Regions from separate parts of the Homo sapiens genome. Here region 2 is linked to region 1. Evidence: chromatin contacts called from ENCODE Hi-C data. All regions are on one chromosome and are shown on one strand. The core of a region is the stretch at or near the end of the contact, and the rest is flanking DNA. Distances in the headings are between cores, read along the strand shown. Region 1 overlaps RAD51B (RAD51 paralog B). Region 2 overlaps RAD51B (RAD51 paralog B).

The links. A loop is a pair of places that touch in the nucleus more often than their neighbours do. Pooled maps may share reads with other maps.
Region 2: a pooled map shows a loop between it and region 1 (4-fold over the local background). The contact joins two enhancer-like sites. A Hi-C loop is called at or near these places in 3 of 37 single-sample maps with no recorded cell type and 5 of 50 pooled maps.

What each region holds. Positions count from the first base shown.
Region 1 is chr14:68,208,273-68,215,668 of GRCh38, forward strand. All of the region lies in intron 7 of RAD51B (RAD51 paralog B), which reads left to right. Among named protein-coding and RNA genes, the nearest start is that of RAD51B, 390 kb to the left of the region's middle. RefSeq lists enhancers at 2,287-2,486, 2,657-2,936. Within about 2 kb of position 2,684, at least 16 of the 41 ENCODE cell types and tissues checked have a DNase peak (open chromatin) inside an H3K27ac peak, as active enhancers do.
Region 2 is chr14:68,465,207-68,472,602 of GRCh38, forward strand. RAD51B (RAD51 paralog B) reads left to right here. Exons shown (of 11, transcript NM_133510.4): 10 at 2,966-3,044. Among named protein-coding and RNA genes, the nearest start is that of RAD51B-AS1, 220 kb to the right of the region's middle. RefSeq lists enhancers at 5,486-6,019, 6,020-6,553. Within about 2 kb of position 3,670, at least 5 of the 41 ENCODE cell types and tissues checked have a DNase peak (open chromatin) inside an H3K27ac peak, as active enhancers do.

The DNA of each region.
Region 1 (7,396 bases), core at 1,434-3,933:
TGGTAAAGGTTATAGTAATGGTAATTAAGAAAGTTGTGTTGTGCCTGCTGGGCCTCACTAAAAGCAATGACCCAGCCTGTGGCTACTGGCATCATTTTGACTGCTGAGACATGCTTTCTTTTGGAGAGAAGTCCAAACCAAATCTTTGCCCACTTTGAAAGCCAAGATATTCTCATTCCTTTCAGCCACAGAAAGGGCTGGTTTTTCTAACAGGATCATGTCCGTGTGACCTTCTGATGTATCAACTTGTTTTCTATGCAGTATATAAACAATAAAGGGTTTAATTTTAGTTGCTTTTCTTCACAGAGTCATGGAATATTACAAATGTTAGAAGCTAGAGAGGATCTTTGAGGTTATCTGCTTTAAGCCCCTTGCTTTCCACAGGAAAACACCAAGGCTCAGAGAGATAAAATGTGTCCATGCTGGACACAGCTGGAAAATGATAGAGCTTGAACTCAGGTTAACTGACCCTCCATGCAGGTCTGTGGCTGCACCATACATTACAGCATCTCTATTCAACAGTAAAACTCATTGGGGTTATATATTATACCCTAGTGGATATTACATCTGTGGGATGACAAGCTGCATTATGATAGAGTTGCACTGTGCTCAGCAGCAGTTGAGTAGCCAGCACCCACAGGCAACCTCTATGGGCAATCTGAAAGTGAAATCTTTACTGAATTGAATGGAATCTGTGGAGATCTTCGATAGTCTTCCCTTGAGGTGAAATCTTGTTTTGTTGAGTGGTTTAAGATGTTTTCTAGGGTGTAGCACTTTGCAGAAGTGCTTTCCTCTTTCATGATAGGTGACCCAGTTTGGAGATCAGGAAGATTTTGTCATCCTTCACATTGCAAGACTTGAAGACTTGCAACTCAAAATGGTATATTTTTTTCTTTTCTTCCAATAGAGAACAATTCCACTCTAGCACTCAAGTATCTAATACTTTTGGGACATGTTGAAACTGTTTCCATTTCATCTGATTTCACTCAGCAATTATTTATAGAACTCTCTGTGAGGTAGGCACCATGCTAAGTATCCTGAGGCTGACAAAGACATCCTTTCTAAGTTGAGGCAGTGACAGAGGGCACAGCAGCCATTGCTAATTGTCCTTGCTGCAGCCTTGTTGGGTGACACCTCTGGCTTCCAGGGCCTCATATTTTCACAGCTTCACTGATAACTCTCTGAGAGGAATTGTCCCTCCCACTAAGATTCCCTTCTAGAAGATGAGTTTTTCCATGAGCATTTTAAAATTTTCTTTGTTGCCTTGTTCATTTTTTTTTCCAACATTTAAAAGAGCAGAAGTGAGGGCGAAGAGAAAGGAGAATATTTAGATCTGAAAAATGCACCAGTCCACTTTTAATCTACTTTTGGGAAGATGATTGTAAGATATTCTGTACCCACTTAGGGATCTCCTGCCCTTCGGATACACATGCCTTAACTACCATCTTGCTAGAATAGAAGGTCCTGTGTTTAGGCATCAAAGAAAGGAATTGCACTGAGAAATTTTAGTGATAATTCTTTTATTGTAATCGTGATTTTCTTCCTCCTGCTAATCTTTTTAAGTGGTATTAAAGGAAGCTTCTTGCCAGGCAGTAATATTCCTCCATGAGCACACGATCTTTTTCCTTATTTGGCACTGGAATTTCATCAGGCTGTATTAGTCTGAGCGAAACATACTCTAGGAATACCTTTTTTTTTTTTTTTTGAGACAGAGTCTTACTCTGTCACCCAGGCTGGAGTGCAGTGGCGCCATCTCAGCTCACTGCAACCTCCGCCACCCGGGTTCAAGTGATTTTCCTGCCTCAGCCTCCTGAGGAGCTAGGACAACAGGCGTACGCCACCATGCCCAGCTAATTTTTGTATTTTTAGTAGAGACAGGATTTCACCATGTTGGCCAGGCTGGTCTCTAACTCCTGACCTGAGGTAATCACCTGCCTCAGCCTCCCAAAGTGCTAGGATTACAGGTGTGAGCCACCGCACCCAGCCAGGAATATCTTTAGAATAGTTCTATAGTTAGGAACGTTGAGACCAGGTAACAAGGGATTTATTCAATGGGATGACAATTTTTATACACCATGCCTGAAGCAAATAAAGGTGATCAGTATTTATATTGCAGTATTCAAATACTCTGGAGCCAAATAGATAGGACTACCTTAAAAATGTTCTTGTACATGTGGGTTTGATCTTAAAGATATTAGGGATGGTAACATACCATTCTATGTATATACATGACCAGGCCTTAGGTTACTTAAGGGTGATGGAATGACCATTGTGTGTGTCTTGTGTCTTGGTGGCCTTCAGTGAATTCTGCATGAGCTCTAGTAGTAACTGCCACTGCTGTAGTATCATGGAAAAAACACTGAACTTAAAATAGTTTTCTTACCTGTAACAAAATGGACAACAATCTCACAGAGTTTGTGTGAGAATTAAAGGAGAAAATACTTGGGAAGAAGTGCTTTGAAATCTCCATTGCACTCTGCAAAAGCAAGGAAATGCGCTTGTGATCAGTATCATGTTGACGTGGAGTGAGTTACTCCCCAGCTGTTCACGATATGGTCGCCCACAAAGAGCAAGTAGGTCACTTCACCAAACAGAATTCTGTATGTATTACAGAAACTCCCAGGCTGAGTCACCAAGTAAAATGAAGGGCAGTGTGCTCTATTTAAAATGTTCATTTCATTTTCGCATTCCATTCTTTACTAACAGAATGGTTTCACTTCATTTCCAGTCACTTTCATTTTCAGGTTGTCAAGCTTCACTTAGTGTCAGTTGTGTTCCCACACTCAAACATGTGCCTTGTCTTCCTTGATCTTCTCTCTGAGGATGTTTCTCTGACTAATGTGCTGTGGTCAGAACAAGAGCATTGCCACATGGTGCATTTCCTAGGTAGGCATGTCTAAAATCATTAAGTGGCCTAGCTCAGAACATTCTTTGTGACCCTTTCCCCTCCCCACCCAGTGCCTAGTGACTGATTTATCTGAATATAAGGCTACTTCCACTTTTAGTTCAAGGGCCTTGCTCCCTGCCTGCAAGAATCTCTCTAATCACATTGCCCTCCCTCCACCCGCTTTCCCCATTGAAACCAATGTTTGGAGAAGATAGAAGAATGAAAAGAACATCTCAGGTCCTGTTTTTGTACCACCTTCACTATTGTAGCACCTCTTTTGTGTTGCCAACTGAATATGGTATACATGGCTTTAAGGGGGAAAAAAGAAAAATAAAACATAAGAAAGTAGGAGAGCTCCTAGCTTTCTTAAATGAATTAAAGGCCTTAGGCCAGAGTGAATTATATTATAGATTGTAGACTAGATATGGTGGGGAAGGTTACTCAACAACTTGGTTGGGAAATAAATTAATATATAAAACCATCAGATATCAGAGCATAGTTGTGGAAAGTCACCTAAGGAAAGTCATTGTCTCTAGGCCAAAGACTGGCCTAGACGTAAGTAATGCACCAGTGTGTCAGAAAGGGGGTTGGTCGACATCAGAAGCACCCAGAGGCAAACACTGGTTGTGCCCTGTACCCACAGTAACTGTCCATAGAAATGTGAATGTTGGTAGTCTTCAAAGTTTCAGTGTCACTGGCAAGTCCTTCTTTGTTGGAAATTCAATTTAACATTCAAGTTCTATAGCAAATGCCTCCTATTATGATGTCTTGTGTTTACAGTTTGCCTCTGTAAGTAGAACCCTCTAAAGGGAAAAATGCTCTGGTCAGATTGTTATGGTCTGTATGACAGATACATAACTGTTGTAAATCAACACATTGGCATTCTCGTTTGCTCCACCAGTTTGTTGTGAACTTCGTCAGGGGAAGGCATCATGCCTAAGTCTATTCAACTCTGGGATACTGACAAGGTCAAATTTCTGTGCCTGCAAGGCTGGGACTGGACCCAAGCTGTACAGTTCATACAATGAAATAGTGCCATTTAGTAAAAAAGGGAGATAATATGGCACTTGGTTGGAAGTTTGGCTCTAGAATCTGATTGAACTGGGTTTGAATACTAGGTCAGCCACTTACATGCTGTATGACCTAAGACCCCGCTCTAAAAAGGATATTATCTTTACACTGACCTCAGAGGGCTGTTTTGAGAATTAAATTAGACAATCCATGTAAAATACTTGACTCAGAGCCTTACATAGAGCTGTTAGCAGCAGCAACAACAGCAGCACCAGCAGCAAGGTAAATACCACCATGTGTGTCCTTTGGGTGGTCAGCAGTTTGCTGAACAATTTGGACTGGTTTAGAACCCTCCTAACTCACTACTGGGGACTTTCCATTGGAACCACAGCACTGGGTAGTGACAGAATTTGCCAGTGTAATCACATCATTTATGAGAAATGATAGCAATAGGGTTTGGTGTCATAGTAATGGAAAATGGCACTGGACACTATCCTAATTTTGAAGAAATGGAGTGAAGAAGAAGACATGTTCCAGAATGCACAGGACATTGATCTTCAGCAAATTTTTAGAGTGGATTACTGAATGATTACGTGTGAGAAAAATGTGATTATTAGGAGTCAATATGAGCTCATTGAAAACAAAACATTCCTATTTCTAACATCCTTAAAGTCTTTCACAGTTCATCTTATTGGTTATGGAAATGTCAAGGGATAGATTTTTATTTCTGGGAGGAGTTTGGCTAAGATTTTTATGATACTCTTGTTGTCTTGTTGAGGTTAAGTAGATTCATAGCTGGTTGAACAAATGTCCACTGGCAGTTTTGACCTGATGGATGGACTAATGTCCATCTGGAGAGGGGTCCTCAGGGTAAGCCTCAGGAACCTGTCTAGTGATGCTGTTCTATCCAATTTTCTCATTAAAAATTTCTGACGAAAGCACAAATAATGTGCTTTTGCAACAAGTGAGATAGGATTTTTTAAAGATCTGTGTAGGTTGATGGGCGGATTTGCTAATAACAACCATATGTAGCATTTATTGAGTACTTACTGTGTGCCAGGCAAAATGCTAAATGTGTTGTATGACTTCTCTCATTTAATCCTCACAGTGACCCTCTGAGGTGTATACTAGTAATATTCCATTCTATAGATAGATGTAGAGGCACAGATATGCTAAGTCATTTACCCAAGTCCCACAGCCAATAAGAGGCACAGATGGCAGAGGACCATTTGTCTATCACCAAAGCCCATGCTCATAACTGTATTATGCTACTAGAACCAGTGAGTCAGAATTTTACACAGATTAATGTAAAGTCCTAAGCTAAGGTTAACAAAATAGTATGTTAAGTCTTGAAGGAGGAAGCTTAGGTTGATAGCAAGTAATAAGGAAAAGATTTAGGGACATTAGTTGGTGGGAAACTCAATGTGATTCAATACTAACGTATACCTACTTTTAAAAAAGAACAACTAATAGGAGGGTGCATTATTAGAATATAGCATCATGGATCATGGTGGCAGTAGTTCTTCTCTAAGAGTCCATGTCCAGAGTACTAGGTCAGGTCTGTCATTAAGGGGGTCCTTGACCATTATAATCAGGAGAATAAGAGGTCTGGATTTACATCCTAAGAGGAAAAACGGTGAACTAATGTCAGGCTGGAAAAGAGAAAAACCAAAGAGGAATATGAAGACAACCTTCAAATATTAACATAGTTACATGATGAGAAAGAGTAGATGCCATTGGTGTCTAAGAGAGTAAAAAAATCACTTCTCATTCCCTGTTGAGAAATGGACTCTGGCATCAGGTTGATGGAGAACAAAATGTCAGCTTTATTCCAGTAAAACCATATTAGAGAATGTGGCCTGATCTGTGGCTACAATCAGGCCTTTTATACCCTTCCCTAGTTAAACACACTCTCAGAGTCAGGTAAGGCCCTGGACAACTGTTGTTTGCAGGAGGAGGGCAGTTCCTGTGTGAAGGAGAAGGAGAAAGTGTGCATCCTGAAGCCAGGGGTGCACCTGACTTCTCGACTGTGAATGAGAGAGGAGGAAACCTAGTTCATATCTGCACAAAAATTCTTTTTGGTATCCTTGAAGTGGGCTGAAACAAAAAAGATCAAAATGTTACTCTAGCAGGAGGCCACTCATGGAAACCTTAGGCAGGGGAATTGTGTTACCCCTGGTACTTACCAACTTTAACTTCAGTGGGGCAACCAAGCCAATGGAGCACTCTTATCTCTGAAATGTTTGGCCTCTGTACAGAATGATGTGAAAAAGAATCTTCTAGCATGGGGAGGTGGAGGGGAGGGATGTCTAGATTACTTCTACGGCCCCCACTCCCTAAGATTCTTTTGAAATCAGTTAAGACACGCATAAATAAAAAAACTCCAAGTAAAGCATGTCAGTATTTTAAAGGCTTATTTGTTTGAGCAATGAGAGATGATCAGTGTTCTAAGTGCTATGGTTCATCATGTTCTGGAGGTGGCTTTGTTCCAACTGTTTGTTCACGAGTGTTTTGAGTTAAAGGGAATTACAGTCTACAAATTTATGCACATGGCACTTCACAGAATAGAAGAGGCCAACTTCTGGCCTCTTATACCCACATGCAACAAATACAGCTCGTGTCCTTCCCCCAGGACTCAATTTGTAAGCCTCTTTATTGCATTGTGCTGTAGTAAAAAATTCTCAGTTTTGTGGGCAACCTGTGAAACCAGCCTTCTTTTATTTCAACTTTGTTGTTTTGCCTTTATACTGTGAATTAAATGAATCCTTGGGGGTTCTAATTATATTATGGAAAAAAGAACTTGATATTCTGAGAAGCTGAAGAACAATTTGTTTTCCTCAGCTAGGTATTTAGGACTTTTAGGATTTAGTTACCATTTTCAAAAAACTTGAAGAAGATTAATTATCTCCATTGCCTCAAATGACAAAGATAGTATGTTCAATTCTCTCCTGAGTTATCATCATAATAACCCTATATTCTTAATATGGCCTTTTATATTTTACAAAGTTTCTCAATAGGGAATGAGAAGAAAGTGATTTTTTAATCTCTTAGACACCAATGGCGTCTACTCTCCCTTATCATATAACTATCTTAATATTTGAAGGTTGTTTTCATCTTCCTCTTCAGTTTTTCTCTTTTCTCTTTTACCACAATAATCATCACAAATAATCCTGTTTGGAAGGTGGAGAAGAGGAAGCAAGACAGATATTATTGTACCCATTTCAGAAATAAGGAGAATGGAACTCAGAGAGTGGTGGTGGGAACAATTAACAAATGTTTTCTGAGCACCAATCTGTTCCAACTACCTGCAGTAGTGCATTTAATCCTTATAATAGTTCCGGGAGTTAGGTGCTATTATCCCCATTTTGAGATGAGGAAACTGTGGCTCAAAGTGTTAGTTGCCCAAGGTCATGCAGTATTAAGTAGAAGAACCAAAATTAGACCCAGGCTTTCTGGTTCTGAAATCCATACTCTTAAGCACTAGGTTGTTACCACTGG
Region 2 (7,396 bases), core at 2,420-4,919, 260 kb after region 1:
GATCTGAGATTTTTTTATATGTTTAGTTTATTTTTACTGCTATTTGATCTAAAGGATTTACGTTTATCTTATCCATTTCCTTTTTTACCACTCTTTCTGGCACAGCTATAGTTTAGGCCCTTATCATCTCATCACTGAATTATTGGAGTTGCTTCCTAACTGGCCCCACATCTCCCATCTCTTGCTTCTCCATCTTAGACTCTTCAATCAGGCTAATTGCCTAGAACCTGGCTACTCAAAATGTAGTCTATGAACCACAGCATCATCGTCTCTTGGGAGCCTGTTAGAAATGCAGACTCTCTCAGGCTCCACTCAAAACCTAAAGAATCAGAATATGTAGGTCAACAGGACCCATAGGTGATGCAAACCCACATTAAAATCGAGAACCACTGTTTTTTCTTCTACCATGCCATTCCCCTTCTAAGGGATATCCTTAAAATTCACATTGAACCGGGCCAGGCGTGGTGGCTCACACCTGTAATCCCAGCACTTTGGGAGGCCAGGGCAGGCGGATCACGAGGTCAGGAGATTGAGACCATCCTGGCTAACACAGTAAAACCCCGTCTCCACTAAAAATATAAAAAATTAGCTGGGTGTGGTGGTGGGTGCCTGTAGTCCCAGCTACTCAGGAGGCTGAGGCAGGAGAATGGTGTGAACCCAGGAGGTGGAGCTTGCAGTGAGCCGAGATTGCGCCACTGCACTCCAGCCTGGGTGACAGAGCTAGACTCTGTCTCAAAAAAAAAAAAAATAAATAAATAAATAAATAAATAAATAAATAAATAAATAAATTCACATTGAACCATCTCCGAACTGTCTCAGGCAGAAAGCAATCTACCTTAATTTTCAAATGAGATATTTTTGACATGAAAGTGTAAATTCCCACCTATACTTTCTTCTCATTGGTTCTGAGAATGATGAATTAGTGTATCTAAATAACTTTAGAACATTTGTAAAAATTACTGCAACTCAACTGGAGACTTTCTTCTGGTAGGAGCCAAGTATATTGTTATTTGGTGAGTGAGGGTTAAGGGAACCATATGTGATGGGTTAGTTGGAAATGTTCCTATTATTTATTGTGAACTTATTTTGTGTTTGACACAGTGACAGGTATTTTGTATACTTAATTTAATCCTCATAATAATGCCACTTAGGAAGGTGTTTTTATCACCATTTTACAGGTGGGGAAACTGAGACTTAACAAGTTTAGGTTGTCCAGAGTCACAGTTTTGGTTAGAATTCAGGCTGCACTGTAGCATCAAAGATGTCAAAATACAGTGGTTGAGCCAAGTGGCTCTGCCCTGAGAGGACTGGTGACCCCGAGTGGGAGACACTGATGCTCTCTGAAGCCACCCAGCTTCCCTCTCTCATGCTGCCTTGTCATCCCCAGAGTGTTGTCCACACCCATTTGCTTGGATCTGGTTCCTGCCTTGGGAAGAGCGAAAGAGAAAGTGGAGGGCACGCAGTTTTCTTATGAAAACATAATCCAGAATTTCTACCTATCATTTGTACTCACATTCTGCTAGTCAAAGCTTGGTCACATAGCCACACCTACTTGCAAAAGAAGCAGAGAAATGTGGAAACTTGGGGAGTTATTTACTAAAGGGAAGAAGGGGAATGGCTGCTAGAGGAAAATTGTAGGCTCTGCCATAGGCTCCTAGCCAATCAGTGGAAGAGCTAGATTCCAAGCCTATGACTAAAACCTGTGATCTTTTCATCACATTTTCCCACCACTTCTCATAGTTGACAGCAAATATTTGTTGAATTAAGATAGGCCAAGATATTATATATAAGCCTTTTGATCATTTGAAATTGTTTCTTCCTTCTCTCTTGCCTCCCTGATTACCTACACGGTTCAGTGTTCAAACTGTCTTTGTTTCTGATAATGTTTTAATGTGTAAAACAGGAAACTGATAATTAATCTTCTTCAGTAGAAATACTATAATAAAATAATCTACTAATTATTAGAGGTTCTGTAGAACCATATGAGATGTGATAATGGCTTAATGATACTGATTTTTTTAAATGATCAAATAACCATCTCCTTTAAAATAAGTGTTGTCTTAGGAAAATGCCATTGCTGAAAACATTTTTTGATATTTTGGCTGGTATATCAGTTAACTCTTGCTGCACGCACTAATGCTTCATGACTCCACTACCAAAATCTCAGAGGCACACAGTGATATTTAACTTGTGTATCTGTGGGTCTCTAGGGGTCAACTCTTTAGCCTGAGCCTTCCTGGCCAACTCTGTTTCAGGTATCTATTGCCCTTCTTCTGAGATAGCAGACTAGCATGGACATATTTTTCTCTGACAATGGCACAAACGTTAAGAGAACAACTAGAAATACTTGAGGCTTTTTGAGGCCTCGGCTGGGAACTGGCACAACCTATGTCATGCCACCTGGCAAGTCATATGCCCAAACCCACAATCAAGGGCCATGGGAAATGCTCTACACCTTAAGTAATAGAAAATGTAGTCACGTAGTAGAGGGTTTGGTGAAGGACCAGGGCCAACAAAGAAACCTTCAATTGCTTTGCCTTTCGCAAGTTATTTTGAATATTTGCAGTGATAGTAAATCTTTTAAAGGTAGCTTTGAATTTTTTTAGTAAAACAGCTAAGTTTATAAATAAAATTAGAGAATCAAGCTAGGTTTATTTTTGGGCAGAAAGGTAGCTATTTAAGCATGTGTTATAAAATAATGAGACTTATTTCTAGAAGAATTGATTCAAGAATATGGCATTTGATGACAGAATAGTTGGAATAAGCATACAGCCTTTTAAGGTGACCACTTTGAAAGGATAACACTCATTTAAACATTGGGTTATAAAATGGTTTTTTTTTTTTTAAATAAGCCTTGTGACTTACAGTCCTATGTTACCACTTTGTCTCAAAGTGGGAAGGGGAGTGAATAGAGGCCCATCCCTGATCCTTTGACTAACCCTAGAAAAATGTGCTTTATGTGCAGATTCTTATTGCCAAGTCCCCTCTGGCTCCCTTCACCTCATTTGTCTACACCATCAAGGAGGAAGGCCTGGTTCTTCAAGGTAAGATCCTTGGATTAAGCCATTTCTTTAAGCTTATGCTCAGTGCTGCCCATTGCTAGTGGTAATTAGTGCTATGGTTCTGATAGAAGCTAGCTCCAGACAGAATCAAAAACCAAGATGCATTGGCCAGTGATATTTACCCTAGTGAGAGCAAGAGAGCGGCAGTTGTGGCAAGAATTTGACAGAGAAGATTGAGGTAGGGCCGAAGGAGACCTACAGAATTTCCTAACAGAATGAGACAATCAAAACATGAGGATCAAACCAAGAAAGCTCGGAATTGCTACCACCCCATTCCTCTTTGCAGATCCTATGGCATGAAGTGGGCAATGATTCTGACACCAGTGTGGAGGTGAGGAGCCAGTGCTGCCCCAGAGCCTTCTTGCTTAACAAGCTAAAGAACCATCTGGGTTGGCAGCCTCTGGGGCACAATGTCATGGCTCCATGAGCCCTACTTCCCTGACTCCTTCTGGTTATCTTGTTTCCTTTTCCTGTCCTGTCCTGACATGGTCTTCCTGCTGGGGACCAGACCTTTAGGACCTGCACCTTGTGACGTGAGCCCAGGACTTAGAAGGAGCTGAGTTCTTGCTTAGGGTATAGCACCCTGAGGCCACATCCTGGAACTCACTGATCTACAATGGTGATTCATTCTCAGATGCTAGATACGCCAGTGGTTAGGAAAGGCACCCGATTACAGGTCTTTCCAGAAAGCAATTAACATGAAGGGGTAAATTCCAGCACTGTTAGAAGAGTCAGCCCACAATGTCAGATGTACAAAACTGCTTTGTGGATGAGGAAGGATCTGCACAGAAGTGCTCAGGATATACATCTGTCCTCTGCTGTGGGGCAGGAGACCCCAACCACAGAGATGCTTAGGTGAATATCTGGCCTGACCCTAGAGGAGCATATTGTCACTGCTGTCCATGGGAGAAGTCCTGCCCTGAAGGATTTATAAGTTAAATATTTTTCCCAGGTTTATGAAACAGGGCAGTCCCTGTAATTTCCCCATGGAGACACAATGCAGTGCAAAGACCTAGCAGGGAATATGCAGGGCAGGCTGGAGAGTTCATGCTTCTAACTAAGGAACAGGCTGCAGCCTTCCCTTTCCTTCCCCTTCTAAAATGTCTGCTTCTTAATGGACTCACAAAGCGGCATGTTTGTTTGGTGCAGCTGAGCTCCACAGCGGGGACTCTCAGGTCCACGAAATTTGGGGTGAGAACTACGACCTTTGGCTCTTAGCCTTTGACTTATGCTATCCAAGTTCCTTGGTAAATATTTTTTTTTACAATTGCAAATAGTGTTTTCTGACAAAGGAGCAGAGATTTTAACACCAGATTAAGCAAAGCAAACAGCAGGCCTCTTTGTTACATACTCTCTACGGGTGTATAACTAATAAGCAATCAGAAAGCTGGACTTTTATTTACCCAGTACACAGGGTGGCATTCAGCTCTTCATTTTTAGAGGCCTTCTTAAAAGATTAGAAGTATAGTAAGTAGCAAATTTCGTTGAAGATTTCAAGAAATTCTATGGAAGATTACAAGACAATTTCAGGAGGAAAAAAGTTTGTTCTGCTCAGATGACGTGTGTGAAGAGGCTTGATGTGATACACGCACCCTGATCACTAGGCATTTTGTTAAATAGCATTTCTAAGCCCGGTCAAATCTGGATAACTTTTGGGATAACATTTGTGAGAAGAAGAGTCACTGAGTTGCCTCTCTGATGTTCATTGCTAAGATCATGATTTTAAGAGGGAAGAGAAAGTTATTTAGAGAAAGTAGAGCCTGGAAATACAATGAATTGGTAGAGTTTAAAAAACTGCAAGGAATGACTTTTCGAAAAAGTTGGAAAACAGGGGAGAAAGTGGATCACTAAAGGAGGCTGACCTGGAGCTGTGTCCAGGAAAGAGAAAAATTCAGGAAAATGTCTTATAATTCAAGAACAACAACCAGTAAATAAAATGCTTGGTTAGGAGACCTCAGAACCTCACCTGGTTGCTTTCTAAGTTGTTTTCTCTATCCCACTCCCCCAAGCTACACATCCCTCTCTGAGGTTTCCCAGAAGCAGTGGAACACCTCTGCTTTTACCAGCAATGCCCTTGAAAACAAACCTCTTGGCACACTCTGCCTTCTTGCTGTGTGCTCCCAAAGACTTTGGGAAAACAAAAAATGCAGGTCCCCAGAAAATGCAGGCCCCTCATTTACTAGAAAGAACCTTTGGATTTTACCTTCAGCTTTGGTATGATCTTGAGAAAATCTCTGGGCCTTGCTTTTGTCAGCTGGAAAATGAAAACATTAACCTTGATTCAAGACTTTGAAAACTGTCGCAACCCATTGGTGGGTCATGAAGTGAAATTGATGAATCACAACCAGCATTTGAAAACAGAGAGAGAGAGAAGACAGAAGAAAGAGTGAAGAAAAAATATCAGATTATATCACACATATTGTTTCATTTCATAAAATATTTCTTGTGTGATTGTGTGTTTGTGAATGTCCACATACATTATGAGTTTGTGTGGGGGCTGCAGCATAAAACGTTTTTCTTACGTGGATTGTTGTAACCATCCTGCGGGATCTCTAACAGCCTTGTCACATCAGCTTTGTCCGATCCTCCTAGGAGAGGATGTACTCATCATTCCCTTAGCTCAGCCCAGTTGTACCCTTGAGATCTCCACATACTGCAACATCAAAGCTAATTTTTCCCCCTTCTTACCACATGACCAAACTAAAAGACACCTGCATGATTCCCCAGGTTTAAAGCAAAGAAACCCTTGGTCCCTGGGTGGAAAACTTGGAAAGGTACCATCAGTCAAGGCCAAGTAGCTTTTCTTACATGAGGAGCTGCACTGGCAGGTGAGCCCCGAGTTGGTGTGGAGGTTGGCACCTGGAGCTCTGGGTGGGATGTGCAGCCCATGTCCAGGGACTTAGAGACAGACAGGGCAGCTCCTGTGCTGCCAACTAGAAGGGAGGCCGCCAGCCACTGTGGCCGACATTCGGTCTTCAATAGAGCCACCTGGATGGTGGAAACAAGCCAACCACACCAGCTACCCGTGGGGGTAGGGAATGATCCCTCAGTGCCTTTTATCCCTTGGCAAGCCCCAAGATGCCTACTGGCCTGCTAGCCCGGAGATTTTATAATACCTGAAGAACTCCTGAGTGCTCAAGCAGAGGGAGGGAATAAAAGGTGAGGGCAGAATTCGATTTACCAGCTCCACAGGCCATTTCCCTCACCGGTTCTCAAGGATTAGGATGCTGAGAACAGTCAGCAACTGGGGGACTTCTACCCTTCCCTCCCCTTTGTTCACTGGGATGGGAAGGACAATAAAGCGGCAGGCTGGAGAGACTGAGGGGCTGGTTAGAGATTTCTCAGGCTGCTTTTTGAAACTCTTGAAGGAGCCGGTCCATGCTATTGTTGTAGTAAAATAGAAAGCGGAACTATTCTCCTTTTGCAAAAAAAAAAAAAAGGAAGAAAAAAAGTAAATGAAAGAACCCCCCTCCTCCCAGCATCTTCAGGAGGCCTCAACTCAGGCCATTAACATGGTAATACCATCCTGTTTGCATCTCCTTTGTCTGTCCAGCGTTTGTCTGGGATCCTGGCCTCTGGATGCTGGAAATACTTAGGCCCCAAAGGAGAGGGAGCTCACAGCCACCAGTTTCCTGAGGGTTTGGACTCTGAGATCCCAGGCAGAGAGAGAGTTGAGCCTCTCTGTGCAATGAAGTGGGAAATGTTGGGGTAGGAGGGGATCTCATGAATCCATTTTTCCTTTGGTCCCCAGAGTTCACCATGCAAGTCTCAGTGCCCACTAAGTGAAAAAGCTCAGCAGTTTGGCTAGCCTCTTAGAGTGATGCTCAAGTGTGCTGGGGCCTAGTGGAGAGGTAAGAGCAGGAGTTGGTTCTGGGAATCAGCTTTAATGGTGTGTGCCCACAGAAGCATCTGGCAGCAGAAAGGAAAGGGAGTTTACAGTGAGCTCCAGGTTGACCCACCTCTCCTCTGGTCATGTCCTTTGTTCCCTTAGCAAGCCCCGAATGTTGTGCCACCCAGAACACAGCTGGGACTCAAGGCCAAGAATAAAGATTCTGTCATTGAAAGCAGCTGGGCTGTGTTGCTGGCGCTGCAGGAGGCCTAGAGGAAAACCCAGGTCCCAGCTCTCCGGGAGCCCTCCTAGTTTTCAGGGGCTCATAGGCACAAACACCTGCGGACTTGGTGAAACAGAACCTAAGGAAGGGGAGGTCCAGGGGAATGAAGGGTTGATCTAGCACAGCCTCCCCGTTACTCCTTTCCTCAGGGATCTGGGGAGGATTTGTAAAAGAAAAGCCAGGTTGTTTGGAACAGGACAGAAGATAGTGGCTTAGTTCCTC